2 separate regions of the Homo sapiens genome follow, and region 2 is linked to region 1. Evidence: chromatin loops called from intact Hi-C (ENCODE). Cell type or tissue: heart right ventricle. All regions are shown on one strand. Links, peaks and the distances in the headings refer to the core of each region. The heading gives the core; the rest is flanking DNA.

Region 1 (7,696 bases), core at 1,172-6,171:
CAAGCCCCAGACCCTCTCGCATTAGGAACCAGAAGTCTGGCCCCCAGCCCCTCCTCCCTCAGACCCAGGCGTCCAGGCCCTCAGCCCCTCCTCCCTCAGCCCAGGAGTCCAGGACCCCAGCCCCTCCTCCCTCAGACCCAGGCGTCCAGACCCCAGCTCCTCCTCCCTCAGACCCAGGAGTTCAGGGCCCAGCCCCTCCTCCCTCAGACCCAGGAATCCAGGCCTCAGCCCCTCCTCCGTTAGGAACCAGAGGTCTGGCCCCCAGCCCCTGCCCCCTCAGAACTCAGACCTCAGGCTCCTGCAGGCTGACTCACCTTGACCAGGTAGCCGCCAAAATGGGCCCCCATGTTGGACAGCACCTTCTTTTTCTTGGCATCATCCTCTGCCCGCTTCTTGGCCTCTTCCTCTTCCTTCCTCATCTTCTCCTCCTGTGGGAAGTAAGGGGTTAACCTCATGGACTCCCCTGTAGGACTGAGGGAGGAGGGCCCTGGGATGTGGAACTGGGGCACAGGGATCAGCAGACCCAGTGCCGCAGAGGCTGCTGGGACATCAGAACCAGCAGAAACGCAGGGGTACCCACTCCCGGCCCTGCCACGTCTCCCCGTGTGACCACCTACAAGTCCCTTCCCCTCTGTTTTTTTTTTTTTTTGAGACGGACTCTCGCTCTGTTGCTCAGGCTGGAGTGCAGTGGTGCGATCTTGGCTCACTGCAACCTCCGCCTCCCGGGTTTAAGCAATTCTCCAGCCTCAGCCTCCTGAGTAGCTGGGATTACAGGCACCCGCCACCGCGCCCAACTAATTTTTGTATTTTTAGTGGAGACGCGGTTTCACCATGTTGGCCAGGCTGGTCTCAAACTACTGACCTCAAGTGATCCGCCTGCCTCGGCCTCCCGGAGTGCTGGGATTACAGGCGTGAGCCACCGCACCTGGCCCCCTTCTCTGGGTCTTAATATCCTCCCAGAAAAAATCGAAATGAAGGAGAAGAAGAAATGCCTGCTTTTTCTGCATGTCTCCACCCTGAAATAGCCGATAGTGAACTCTGCTGTACGACCTCACTCCAGATGCTCAGCCTGTCTGGGCCACAGTCGCCCTTAGTCTCAGGATATGAGAATGTCTGTTTTGAGGGGGTCAAGGGAAGTAACTGGTGATAAGACCAGGGACTGGGGAGATTAAAGAGGCTGATGGCCTTGAGCCTGAGGAAGGGGTTCTGGAATATTGAGCGAAGGCATTACGACATTCGAGAAACTCTTCATTGAATGTTCCAGAAACAGTGGTTTGTCCAGGCTGAGCCCCGTCTCCTTATGGTGGACATGAGGCTTTTTGTACACCCAGCACTCCGTACCTGAATTAGTTTCCTTTCTGTTTTTGAGATGGAGTCTCGCTCTGTCACTCAGGCTGGAGTGCAGTGGTGCAATCTCTGCTCTGTTCACTGCAACCCCCACCTCCTGGGTTCAAGTGATTCTCCTGCCTCGGCCTCCCAAGTAACTGGGATTACAGACATGTGCCACCATTACCAGCTAATTTTTGTATTTTTAGTACAAACAGGGTTTCACCATGTTGGCCAGGCTGGTCTCAAACTCCTGGCCTCAGGTGATCCACTTGTCTCGGTCTCCCAAAGTGCTGGGATTACAGGCGTCAGCCATCGCGCCTAAACTTAGTTTCCTATCACTGCTGTAATTTGCAAATTTAGTGGCAGAAAAACAATGCAGATTTGTTATCTTACAGCTCTGCAGATCAGACATCTGAAATTGGTCCCCCTGGGCTGGAATCAAGTTGTGAACAGAACCAATTTATTCTGGAGGTTCTAGGGGAGAATTCATTCCCTTCCCTTTTCCAGCTGCTGCCTGCATGTCTGGGCCCATGGACCTTCTTTCATCTTCAGAGGCAGCCATGCAGCATCTTCAAATCTCTCAGTCTGACCCTCTGGCCTTCCTCTTATAAGGACCCTTGTGATGATCTTGCCCTTCCCCACAGGTAATCCAGGACAACCTTCCCATCTCAAGATCTTTAATTTAATCACATCTGCAAAATCCCCTTCACAGCTGGGTGACGGGCAGGTGGCTGTAATCCCAGCTACTCGGGAGGCTGAGGCAGGAGGATCACTTGAGCCCAGGAGTTTGGGAACAACGTGGGCAACATAGAAAGACCCTATCTCAAATAAAAAAAAATAATAATAATAGTAATAATGATGACAATGGCCAGGCATGGTGGCTCATGCCTGTAATCCTAGCACTTTGGGAGGCCAAGGGGGTGAATCACCTGAGGTCAGGAGTTCAAGACCAGCCTGAACCAACATGGAGAAACCCCATTTCTACTAAAAATACAAAAATTAGCCGAGCCTGGTGGCAGGTGCCTGTAATCCCAGCTACTCAGGAGGCTGAGGCAGGGGAATTGCTTGAACCAGGAGGCGGAGGTTGCAGTGAGCTGAGATCGCGTCACTGCACTCCAGCCTGGGTGACAGAGCGAGACTGTCTCAGAAAAAAAAAAAATTAAAATTAAAAAAAAAGGGAAAAGAAGAAAATGGAGAATCCAGGCCGGGCACGATGGCTCATGCCTGTCATCCCAGCACTTTGGGAGGTGAAAGCAGGTGGATTGCTTGAGCTTAGGAGTTGAAGACCAGCCTGGACAACATGGCAAAATGCTGTCTCTACAAAAAATAAAAAAATAAAAAAAACTAGTGGGGCAGAGTGGCGCAGCCTATATAGTTCCAGCGACTCTGGAGGCTGAGGTGGGAAAATCATTTGAGCCCAGGAGGTCCTAGTTATAGTGAGCTAGGATCACACCACTGCACTTCAGCCTGGGTGACAGAGCAAGACCCTATTTCCAAATAAACGAATAAAAAATAATAATAGGCCGGATGCGGTGGCTCACACCTGTAATCCCAGCACTTTGGAAGGCTGAGGTGGGCGGATCATGTGGTCAGAAGATCAAGACCATCCTGGCCAACATGGTGACACCCCATCTCTACTAAAAATACAAAATTTAGCCGGGCGTGGTGGTGCGCACCTGTAGTCCCAGCTACTGGGGAGGCTGAGGCAGAAGATTCGCTTGAACCTGGAAGGCAGAGGTTACAGTGAGCTGAGATCGTGCCACTGCACTCCAGCCTGGGCGACAGAGCTAGACTCCGTTTCAAAGAATAATAATAATAGTAATAATAATAATAATAATAATAATAACAAAATGGGCATCCGGCTGAAGAAGTAACATTTGGGCTCTCAGGGCAGGGGAGGCACCCACCGCCAGCTTAGCCTGACGTTCGCGTTCCTTCTCAGTTCTGAAGCGCTGTTGCTCGGCTCTCTCTGACCGGCGCCGCTCCTGGGAAACGGAGAAGCATAAGGGGGTGCAGGGACGTACCCCCAGTCTTCCTTCCCCAGAGTAGGCTAATAAACAGATTGGAGTGTGGCCACCGACTTGGGTGAATTCGCGAAAGCCTAAGGCTCAGCTCTGTACTAGGAGGAAAACTATTATCTGCATCTCCCAAGATGCAAGGGATCCACATGGAGGGAGGAAGACCGGGGGGAACCCGGACTCTCGGCTCACAATGCGCTCCTTCAAGGCAACCAGCTCCTCTTCCTCCTTCTTCCGCTGCTCGAAATGTACATCGATGAGTGTCTGCAGCTCCAGCAGGTCTTTCTCCATGCGCTTGCGGTGGATGTCCTGCAGGACACACGGGCAGCCCGTCCTAGGAGACCCTGGAGGGGGCAGCAGCCTCCCAGCACCTCCCCCATGCAGGATGGTGAACTGAACCGTTTCCCAGGACGGTATCCAGCAGGTGGCAGCAATGCCTCGTGTTTGACACTAATCAGCTCTTCCAAGGACAGGCTTCCCAAAGACGGGAGTGGGGAGTGGGGACCGGCGCCTTTTTTTTTTTTTTTCCTCCCAGGCTGGAGTGAAATGGCGCGATCTCGGCTCACCGCCACCTCCGCCTCCCAGGTTCAAGCGATTTTCCTGCCTCAGCCTCCCGAGTAGCTGGGATTACAGACACCTGCCACCACGCCCGGCTAATTTTTGTATTTTTAGTAGAGACGGGGTTTCACCATATTAACCAGGCTGGTCTCGAACTCCTGACCTCAGGTGGGTCACCTCAGCCTCCCAAAGTGCTGGGATTACAGGCATGAGGCCCCGCGCCCGGCCGGCGCCTTTTCATGATTGACACAAAGGCCCCTTAAAGACTAGCAACTGCGCCTGCGGAGGGGTCTCTTGTCACTTACATCGAAGTCAACGCGCTCCCCTTCTGGGATCTTTGGCGGGATCAAAGGAGGCACCACGGGGCGGCTGAGTGGACAGAAACACAGAGACCATGAGTGGCCCGACCTCCCTGAGCCACCTCCCACCTCCGGGATGTGCCGTCCAGTGAGGTAGCCGCCAGCCCCGGGAGGCTCCTGAACGTGGAGGGTCCCAGCTGAGGCGGGCTGTCAGTGAAACACACAAAAGAAGGTAAAATACCTCACTACTCATGTTTTTTTGGTTGTTGTTGGTTTTGTTTTGTTTTTTTGACGGAGTCTTGCTCTGTCACCCAGGCTGGAGTGCGGTGGCGCCACCTCGGCTCACTGCAAGCTCCGCCTCCTGGGTTCACGCCATTCTCCTGCCTCAGCCTCCCGAGTAGCTGGGACTACAGGCGCCCACCACCAAGCCTGGCTAATTTTTCTGTATTTTTAGTAGAGACGGGGCTTCACTGTGTTAGCCAGGATGGTCTCGATCTCCTGACCTCGTGATCCGCCCGCCTCGGCCTCCCAAAGTGCTGGGATCACAGGTGTGAGCCACCGCGCCCGGCACTAATCATGTTTTATACTGATTACATGTTGAAATGATAAAACATTATATAACAGATTAAAAAAACTGTGCTATGAAAATTAATTTTTCCTATATTGTTGTACTTTAAAAAATATGCCTAGTAAGAATTTTTTTTTTTTTTTTGAGACAGAGCCTCACTCTGTCACCCAGGCTGGAATGCAGTGGCGCCATCTCTGCTCACCACAACAACCTCCACCTCCCAGATTCAAGCGATTCTCCTGCCTCAGCTTCCCGAGTAGTTGGGATTACAGGCGCCTGCCACCACGCCTGGGTAATTTTTGTATTTTTAGTAGAGACGGGGTTTCACCATGCCGGCCAAGCTGGTCTTGAACTCCCGACCTCAGGCGATCTGCCTGCCTCAGCCTCCCAAAGTGCTGGGATTACAGGCAGGAGCCCCTGCGCCCAGCCATTTTTAAATTTTTTGTAGAGATGGCGTTTCACAGCCTGGGCGCGGTGGCTCACGCCTGTAATCCTAGCACTTTGGGAGGCCAAGGTGGGCGAATCACTTGAGGTCAGGAGTTCAAAACCAGCTTGGGCATCATGGTGAAACCCCATCTCTACTAGAAATTAAAAAAAAAAATTAGCTGGGCATGGTGGTACGTGCCTGTAATCCCTGCTACTCAGGAGGCTGAGGCAGGAGAATCGCTTGAACCCCGGAGGCAGAGATTGCAGTGAGCCGAGATCGTGCCATCGCACTCCAGCCTGGGTGACAGAGGGAGACTCTATCTCAAAAAAAAAAAAAAAGAGATGGCGTTTCACTATGTTGTCCAGGGTGGTCTTGAACTTCTGAGCTCAAGTGATCCTCCCGCCTCAGCCTCCCAGAGTGCTGGGACTATAGGCGTGAGCCACTGCGCCCAGCCTTTAGTAAGAAATTGTAAGTGACGTGTGTGGCTTGCCATCTATTTCTATTGGGTGGTGCCGCTCTGAGGCTCAGCCCTCAGCCTGCTCTGATTTCCTGCCACTTCCTTGGAATTCTCTTTTCTGGGTTTCTGAGACAGTGAAGAGCGATTCCAAGATGAAGCAGACAGGACTTAGGGGATGCTGGGCAAGGGGAGGGAAGAGGTGAGGACAATCCCCAAGGGTCTCTGGGCCAGGGGGCCAAGTGTACAGCAGGGCCGTCATCTCCATCTTGGAAAAGTCGATAAGCTCCATCAGGGCGTCATGTGTGGGAATAAAATATGGCTTACCATATTGTACAGGAATGAATACCGGCTTGCCTCCCACCCCTCTGGCTGTTCCATCCCTATCTCCTGCCCCGACAGCCCCGTGAGCTGCCAGTGAGCTTTCCTTTTCCCTTTTCTCATCATCAATGCCATTCACTCCAATGACTTCAGGTATCATCAACTGCTGAGGACTCGCCAACTGTCTCTGGTCCAGACTCTCTCCTAAGCCCCAGACTCAAGCTAACAGGTATCTCCTGAACTTTTCCCACCTTCCCACACATGACGTCCTGATGGAGCTCACCAACTTCTCTGAGAAGGAGATGGCAGCCCCACTGTCCACTTTGTTCCCCAGCCCAGAGACCCTTCGGGGTTGTCCCCATTGCTTCCCTCCCCTTGCCCAACAATCCCCAAGTCCTGTCCCTTTGCCTTGGAATCCCTCTCAGTCCATTCCCCCACCCCACCCCACCCCCTTTTTTTTTTTTTGAGATGGAGTTTCACTCTTGTTGCCCAGGCTGCCGTGCAATGACACGATCTTGACTCACTGCAACCTCTGCCTCCCGGTTCAAGCGATTCTCCTGCCTCAGCCTCCCAAATAGCTAGGATTACAGGTGCCCACCACAATACCTGGCTAATTCTTTTGTATTTTTAGTAGAGACAGAGTTTCACCATGTTGACCGGGCTGGTCTCAAACTCCTGACCTTAGGTAATCCGCCCCCCTCAGCCTCCCAAAGTGCTGGAATTACAGGCATGAACCACTGCGCCCGGCCCCATTCCCTTATTTTTATTTATGTTTTAGAGACAGGGTCTTGCTCTGTTGCCCAGGCTGGAGTACAGTGGTGTAATCATAGCTCACTGCAGCCTCCAAATCCTGGGTTCGAACAATCCTCCTTCCTCAGCCTCCTGAGTAGCTGGAATCACAGGTGTGTGCCACTGTGCCCGGCTAATTTTTTAAAATTTTTTGTAGAGATGTGGGGGATCTCATTTTGTTACTTAGGCTGATCTTGAACTCCTATCCTCAAGTGATCCTCCCACCTGCCGCTGCGCAGGCAGAGGGCACAGTGTGTGCAAAGGCTCAGGGGTATGAAAGCACAGGCATGGCTAGAGAACCATGAAACGCTGTGTGTCTGTCAGTGGGGAAGGCAGATGCCGGAAAGGTCCGCTGGAGCCAGATGGGGAAGGCTTTGAATGCAGGCTAGTTGCTTTGACTGCGTCTTAAGAGTAGTGGGGAGTTGAGGAAAGATTCTGAGCAGAGGAGGGGCAGGGTTAGCTCTGGTGTTAGAAAAGTCTCTCTCGAGTCATGGAGGAGGATGAGCCACAAGTTGTAGGCAGGGAGGCCAGAGAGGAGGCTGGGGTGATGGTAAAGGCGCGAGGGGAAGAGGGACCACTGGGTGGAAAGAAGGAAACAGACTGGCTGGGCATGGTGGCTTGCGCCTGTAATCCCAGCACTTTGGGAGGCCAAGGTGGGAGAACTGCTTGAGGATAGGAGTTCAAGACCAGCCTAAGCAACATAGCAAGACCTCATCTCTACAAAAAGAAAAAAAAAAAAAAAAACCAGGTGTGGTGGCACATGCCTGTGGTCCCAGCTACTCAGGAGGCTGAGATGGGAGGATTGCTTGAGCCCAAGATGTTGAGGCAGTGGGCCAGGATTGGGTCACTGCACTCTAGCCTGGGTAACAGGGTGGAGACTATGACCACGATGAAGAAGAAGGGGAAGGAGAAGGAGAAGGGGAAGGGGAAGAA
Region 2 (7,532 bases), core at 1,173-6,172, 280 kb after region 1:
TGAAGAGTTTTGGGCAGAGGGGTGACTGGATTTGGTGCTCATATTGGGACTGTAGCTCAGGGCTGCTGGTAGAGACTGGACTGGAGGGTCCAGATTGGAAGCAGAAAATCCAGCAGCAAGTGGACTGTGGCTTGGCGAGGGTGGCGACCGTCTGGGAAAGGGGTGGAGGGAAGGGAGCAGATGTGAGAACTAATCAGAAGGTGGTCTAGTGATAGGCAGCCTTCCAAATCCTTTGGGAGACAGGAATTGTCAGAGGATGGGATTGGGAAGGGGCACCCTTTCTTTGCTAAGTACTAGTAACCCATGAACTCGCTTTTGTTCAGGGCCGGGCGTGGTGGCTCATGCCTGTAATCCCAGCACTTTGGGAGGCCTAGGCGGGTGGATCACCTGAGGTCAGGAGTTCAAGACCAGCCTGGCCAACAAGGTGAAACCGCATTTCTACCAAAAATACAAAAATTAGCCGGGCACGGTGGTGCATGCCTGTGATCCCAGCTATTCAGGAGGCTGAGGCAGGAGACTTGCTTTAATCTGGGAGGCGGAGGTTGCAGTGAGCCGAGATCACGCCACTGCACTCCAGCCTGGGCAGCAGAGTGAGACTCTATCTCAAAAGAATTTACTTTTGTTCAGTGAAACCTAAATTGTCCCTTTGGCTTGAATTCTGGTTTCAGAAATTAATCTTCATTTCTGTCCATCTGTATTAAATTACAAAAGAAATAGGTGTTTGGAGGGAAATCCACAGTTACTGAGGCATGGGAAATGAAGGCTGGAGGTGCTGCTCTAGCCCTCCTTCCCCTCCTACCCTCCACATCCACACTTCTCTCCGCAGCCCTTCCCGTCCACATCGATCAGTAGCCTTCAATTAAACTGCTGCACAGCAAGTGTCACTCAATACAATCACAGTATAGAGCAGGTGCAGTGGCTCATGCTTGTAATCCTAGTACTTTGGGAGGCCTCAGAGAGAAGATCATTTGAACCCAAGAGTTCAAGACCAGCCTGGGCAACATAGGGCAACCCTGTCTCTATAAAAAAATAAGAAATTAATTTTTTTTGAGAGAGAGAGTCTCACCCTGTTGCCCAGGCTGGAGGGCAATGGCGTGATCTCGGTTCACTGCAACCTCCACCTCCCAGGTTCAAGCACTTCTCCTGCCTCAGCCTCCCAAGTAACAGGGATTATAGGCACGCGCCACCACGCCCAGCTAATTTTTGTATTTTTAGTAGAGACAGTGTTTCACCATGTTGGCCAGGCTGGTCTCAAACTCCTGACCTCAGATGGTCCGCCTGCCTCGGCCTCCCAAAGTGCTGGGATTATAAGCGTGAGCCACCGCACCCAGCCAAAATAAAAATAATAAAAAAAAAAGTTAGCCAGGCTTGGTGGTGTATACCTGTAGTCCCAGCTCCTCGGGAGGCTGACGTGGGAGAAACACTTGAGCTGAGGAGGTTGAGGCTGCGGTGAGCTGTGTTCACACCACTGCACTCCAACCTGGGTGACACAGGAAGACCCTGTCGCAAAACAAAAACAAAAACTCTCAAAAAACAACAGAAAAGGTCAAAGATCCCACTGTAGTTTCATCGTACTCTCTGACTGATGGGCATCAAGGCTGAGCCCAGCGCATGGCTAGACACTGCTGTGAGCATCCTCCTTCATCTGTTCATCTTTGGGTACAGCCGTGAACATTTCCGAAGGACAAAGTCTTAGGGGAACTTTCAAGATCAAAGAGAATGCGTGCTTGCCATTCTGCCCAGTGGCCCTTGGCAGGGTTCTCCTTATTTGGATTCCCAAGATGTGACTTACTCGTTTAACCCGTATTTCTTTAGCACCAGATATACACCGGGCACTGTTCTGGGTGCTTGGGACACATCCGAGAACAAGATAGGAAACAAAATCCCTGCCCTCCTGGGGCTTCCATTCCAGCGGGGAGACTAAAAGTCTTCCTGGGACTGAGTGGCAGCCCAGGATGCAGGCCTTTGCATGCTCACACTGGGGAAGTCCTGGGCTAATAGGTAAGTCAAGTTGGTAGTATTAAAAGATATTGGCAATGCACAGTGGCTCATGCCTGCAGTCCTAGCACTTTGGGAGGCTAAGGCAGGAGGATCACTTGAGCTCAAGAGTTTGAGATCAGCCTGGGCAACATAGTGGGACCCTGTCTCTACAAAAAAATTAAAAATTAGCCAGGAGTGGTGGCACATGCCTATAGTCCTAGCTACTTAGGAGGGTTGAGGCAGAAGGATTGCTTGAGCCCAGGAGGTTGAGGCTGCAGTGAGCCATGATCACGCCATGGCACTCCAGCCTGGGTAGCATAGTGAGACCCTGTCTGAAAAATAGAATAAAGATATTAATTGCTGTAAATATTAGTGTAGGCTAAGGAGGTTCAGGAATGTTGTGAGGGGGACAGTTTTTTTTTTTTTTTTTTTTGACGGAGTCTTGCTCTGTTGCCCAGGCTGGAGTGCAGTGGCGCCATCTCGGCTCACTGCAACCTCTGCTTCCCAGGCAGAGATTCTCCCAGGAGAATCAAGCAGTTCTCCTGTCTCAGCCTCCCAAGTAGCTGGGACTACAGGTGCGCACCACCATGCCCAGCTAATTTCTGTATTTTTAGTAGAGATGGGGTTTTACTATGTTGGCCAGGCTGGTCTTGACCTCCTGACCTCGAGATCCTCCCACCTCGGCCTCCCAAAGTGCTGGGATTACAGGCGTGAGCCACCATACCTGGTGTGGGGGTAGAGTTTTCTTTTTTTGAGACAGAGTCTCACCCTGTTGCCCAGGCTGGGGTGCAATGGCGTGATCTCGGCTCACTGCAACCTCTGCCTCCCAGGTTCAAGCAGTTCTCCTGCCTCAGCCTCCCAAGTAGCTGGGATTACAGGTGTACGCCACCACACCTGGCTAATTTTTTGTGTGGTTAGTAGAGACGGGCTTTCACCATCTTGTCCAGGCTGGTCTCGAACTCCTGACCTCGTGATCCGCCTGCCTTGGCCTCCCAAAGTACTGGGATTACAGGTGTGAGCCACTGCGCCTGGCCAAGGGGGACAGTTTTAAATATGGTAGAACTAATTGAGAAGGTAACATCTGAATAAAGATTCAAATGAAGCGGCCGGGCACAGTGGCTCATGCCTGTAAACCCAGATCCCAGCACTTTGGGGAGCTGAAGTGGGTGGATCACTTGAAGTCAGGAGTTTGAGACCAGCCTGGCCAACATGGTGAAACCTCGTCTTTAATAAAAATACAAAAATCAGTAGGGTGTGGTGATTCGTGCCTGTAGTCCCAGCTACTTGGGAGGCTGAGGCAGGAGAATCACTTGAACCCAGGAAGCGGAGGTGGAGGTGGTGGTGAGCCGAGATCATGACACTGCACTTTAGCCTGGGTGACAGAGCGAGACTTTGTTTAAAAAAAAAAAAAAATTAAAGGAAGTAAGAGAGCAAGTTTTGTGGGAATCCAGAGAAAAGCCATTCCAGGCAGAGGAAACTGCCAGTGTCAAAGTCCCCTCACAGGAGTGAGCCTGACGATGAGCAGTCTTCAAAAGATTCCACATCATGGGCAAGTCAAGGTGTCCCATCTTTTATTTGCATCTCCTTTCTTCCCAGTGAGGTTGAGCATCCTTTCCTGAGTTTCTGTGTCTGCTAGTCTGTGGTTGGTAGCAGGTTCTCTGCTCCTTAGTTCCTGAGTACTTCTGAGCAGACACTTGTGACCTTCCCAGCTTGAGGGGTCTGCACACGCTGGGGTAGGTAATTGACAAAAACTACTTTCCTCTGTGCCTCTGGAGCTGAACTTGGAACTCTCCTGGGTGGGAGAGGCCCTGATCAATGCAAAAATAGGCCCTTAAGTGGATCGGGTGCTCCCTCTAGTGACAGACACAGCAGTAATTAAATGCATTACCCGGGGCCAATCCTGCTTCGCAAATCCCTGAGCACAAGGCAGAGACTTCTTGAGTGCACTAGGAATTTCTTGTAATGACTGTACAACCAACACTGGTGACGCACACCAAGCTTAAACAGAAAAATGCCCAGTGCTGGGGAGGGTGGGAGCACACGGACATTTTCACATACATGGACTTGGCACAGGCCCTCTGAGTCGTAGTTGGCATTGTCTAGCAAAAGTCTTCAAAATACACCTGCCACTCATCTCCTGAGAGCTCATCCTAAAGAAAATGGAGGGAGTGGCCGGGCGCGGTGGCTCACACCTGTAATCCCAGCACTGTGGGAGGCCAAGGCGGGTTGAGGGAGTGGCCAGGCGCGGTGGCTCACACCTGTAATCTCAGCACTTCGGGAGGCCAAGGTGGATTGAGGGAGTGGCCAGGCGCGGTGGCTCACACCTGTAATCCCAGCACTTCGGGAGGCCAAGGCGGGCAGATCACAAGGTCAGGGGATTGAGAGCAGCCTGGCCAACATGGCGAAACCCTGTCTCTACCAAAAGTACAAAAATTAGCTGGATGTGGTGGCAGTGCCTGTAGTCCCAGCTACTTGGGAGGCTGAGGCAGGAGAATCGCTTGAACCAGGGAGTCGGAGGTTGCAGTGAGCCAAGATTGCACCACTGCACTCCAGCCTGGGCGACAGAGCAAGACTCCATCTCAAAAAAAAAAAAAAAAAGAAAAAAGAAAAAAGAAAAAATTAAAGGAATGCACCAAGTGTTGTGCAAAAAGATGTTCCTCAAGTATTGTTTAGAGTAGTAAAAACTAGGGAAAACCCAAACATCTATTGGTAGTGATGGCAGGGGCTGCTGCTATCATGCTGGCTGCAGCAGGGAGGTGCAGCTGGGGCTGCACGTTTCATGGAGCCGGGGGAGCCCCGCCCCTTCTGAGTTGGGGCAGAGCTCCCCAGGTGTCACTGCAGTCACCCAAACTGTGGCTGTGGATCTGAGCCTCCCTGTGCTCTTGGGGGTGAGGGGGGTGGTGCCAGGAACGGGCAGGATCTGTCCTCCTGGGTGCAGCTGCAGCCACCAGACCCGGTACTGCAAATCTGGGCCTCCAGCTCCACAGAGCAGGCAGGAGCTGGGACAAGTGGGAGCCCTGCCCCTTCTGAATTGGTGGGGTGGGAGCTTCTGGGTGCAGTGGCAACTGCCCTCCCAGGCATGGGACTCAAGAGTCTCTGCAGCCTGCACCCTTGGGGGCCCCAGGAAGGGCCCCCCATCCCTTCAGTCTCAGGGGTGCCTGTTCCCACTGCCTGGCTTCTCACCGCTCCTGGCTCCTGCTCCCATCTCAGATCAGTGGTTAGGGCAGAGCCCCGGGGCTGTGAATGGCAGTAGGAGGCCTGGGCAGAAGGGGGCAGTCCTAAGGAGGGCCTGAAGGCTGGGGGCTGGGCTATCAGTCCTGAGGACCAGAGTGGGGACACGCGGTGCCTCTTCTGGGCTGCCCATGGCTACCCATGGACCAATCAGCATGGACTTCCTTCCCTCTGAGGCCCATAAAAGCTCTGGGCTCAGCCAGAGCAGGGCAGGGGACAGCCAGAGAAGGAAGAGGGAGGAGAGAGGATTGGACTACCAGTGGCAGAGAAGAGCTACCTGCAGACTACCTGCTGGCAGAGAGGAGCCACCCCCACCAGGGCCTCCTCTCTGCTAAGAATTGCAGACATTAGGATGACCAGTTGTAGGGAGGAGCTACCCTCTCCAGAACCTCCTGTCTGCTGATAACTGAACACTCAACAGATGACCTGCCTACAGAGAGGAGCTACCCACTGTGGGTCCTCTGAGCGGTTGTAACACTAAATCAAGCTCATCCTTGTCTTCTTCACCCTTCACTTGTCTGCGTACCTCATTCTTCCTGGACTCAGGACAAGAACTCAGGCAAAGGCATCATTGGCAACAGAGGTTTCCAGCGGGGAAGAAAATCTACACCCCAAAGATCCTGTAGCAGTAGGAACTGGGAAAAAATTATGCTGCATCCATACAACAGAATATGCTATAGCCACTGAAAATGAGGGAGGTTTTGTTGTTTTTTGAATCACTGGTGTCTCGAAGAATCTGATGAAAGTACTGGATCCATTTCCCTGAAAAAAGCAAGTACAAATGCTAACGAATACATGTGAGAAGAATAATGAGTTTGGAAAATTATCATCTGAAGATTGCTGTTCAACTTTTGGAGAGTGATATTCAGATGCTTTGAAGACTTCCAATATTCAAACATCGTTGTAATGCCTGATTCAGCCAAGGCCGGGCATGGTGGCTCACACCTGTAATCCTAGCACTTTGGGAGGCTGAAGTGGGCAGATCATGAGGCCAGGAGTTTGAGAGCAGCCTGACTAACATGGTGAAACCCCGTCTCTACTAAAAATACAAAAATTAGCTGGGCATGGTGGCACATAATCCCAGCTACTCGGGAGGCTGAGGCAGGAGAATCGCTTGACTCCGCAAGGTAGAGGTTGCAGTGAGCCGAGATCACACTGCTGTACTCCAGGCTGAATGACAGAGCAAGGCTCCATCTCGAAAAAAAAATAAAAAAAAATTGATTCAGCCAAGAGAATCATCAGTGGAGGCCAAAGCAGCATGTGAAAGTTTGAGGAGAAAAAAGATAACTACATAGCATCAGGCTAAGTGTGGTGGCTCATGCCTGTAATCCAAGCACTTTGGGTAGTTGATACCTTGATCTTGGACTTCCAGCCTCCAGAACTGTGAAGAAATAGACTTCTGTTGTTGGCCAGGTGCAGTGGCTCCCACCTGTAATCCCAGCACTTTGGGAGGCTGAGGCAGGAGGATGGCTTGAGCCCAGGAGTTTAAGACCAGCCTGGGCAACACAATGAGACCCCCATCTCTATTAAAAAAAAAGCTTAAAAATTAGCCAGGCATGTTGGTGTGCACCTGTAATCCCAGCTATTCAGGAGGCTGAGGTGAGAGGATCCCTTGTGCTCAGAAGGCCAAGGCTGCAGTGAGTCTCGTTGGTGCCACTGCACTCCAGCCTTGGTGGAGTGCACTCAGAGCATATGAGCTCTGAGCACATGAACTTCAGGAAGCATGAGAGCATGGGCTTCCTTCAGCCAAAGCGCTGAGACTCTGGCATCCCTTCTGTGGTTTTCCTGTCTCACACATGTAACCCAGATCTAATCATGAGGAAACATCAGATGCGCCTAAATGCAAGGCATATTCTATAAAATGGCCTACCTGGATTCTTTAAAAAATCAGCATTAAAAAAGGCAAAGACTGGGCTGGGCGTGGTGGCTGCCACCTGTAATCCCAGCACTTTGGGAGGCTGAGGCAGGAGGATCACTTGAGCCCAGGAGTTCTAGCCTGGGCAACATAGTGAGACCCCTTCTCTTAAAAAAAACATCTCCTTAATCTCTGCGTGAATTGTGTGCAATAATAAAAAATAAAAATAGAAAAGAAAGACAAAGACTGAGTAACTGTTTCAGAGTGAAGCCACCTCAGCCGGGCGCAGTGGCTCATGCCTGTAATCCCAGCACTTTGGGAGGCCGAGGCGGGCGGATCACAAGGTCAGGAGATCGAGACCATCCTGGCTAACATGGGGAAACCCCGTCTCTACTGAAAATAGAAAAAAATCAGCCAGGCTTGGTGGCGGGCACGTGTAGTCCCAGCTACTTGGAAGGCTGAGGCA

What was found. Hi-C counts contacts between places; a loop is a spot of excess contacts. Peaks named below come from ENCODE experiments on the same cell type or tissue, not always from the same donor. Only the 100,000 strongest peaks of a DNase experiment are listed, where the experiment ranks them.
Region 2: it touches region 1 in a loop (13-fold over the local background); 74 of 110 quality-filtered maps call a loop at or near these places.

The regions. Positions count from the first base shown.
Region 1 is chr19:55,137,647-55,145,342 of GRCh38, forward strand. It overlaps TNNT1 (troponin T1, slow skeletal type), which reads right to left. Exons shown (of 14, transcript NM_003283.6): 7 at 4,211-4,274; 8 at 3,540-3,656; 9 at 3,237-3,314; 10 at 315-428. Among named protein-coding and RNA genes, the nearest start is that of TNNT1, 7.7 kb to the right of the region's middle. RefSeq lists enhancers at 3,626-3,685, 3,815-4,319 and a silencer at 3,903-4,128. In heart right ventricle, for the core only: a CTCF peak has its summit at 3,759 (motif pointing right); a DNase peak (open chromatin) is centred at 3,775; H3K27ac peaks cover 388 bases; H3K27me3 peaks cover 2,974 bases.
Region 2 is chr19:55,414,518-55,422,049 of GRCh38, forward strand. All of the region lies in intron 2 of LOC105372462 (a long non-coding RNA gene), which reads left to right. Among named protein-coding and RNA genes, the nearest start is that of UBE2S, 10 kb to the left of the region's middle. RefSeq lists enhancers at 3,910-4,039, 4,595-5,164 and a silencer at 5,501-5,701. In heart right ventricle, for the core only: a CTCF peak has its summit at 3,826 (motif pointing left); a DNase peak (open chromatin) is centred at 3,831; H3K27me3 peaks cover 1,681 bases.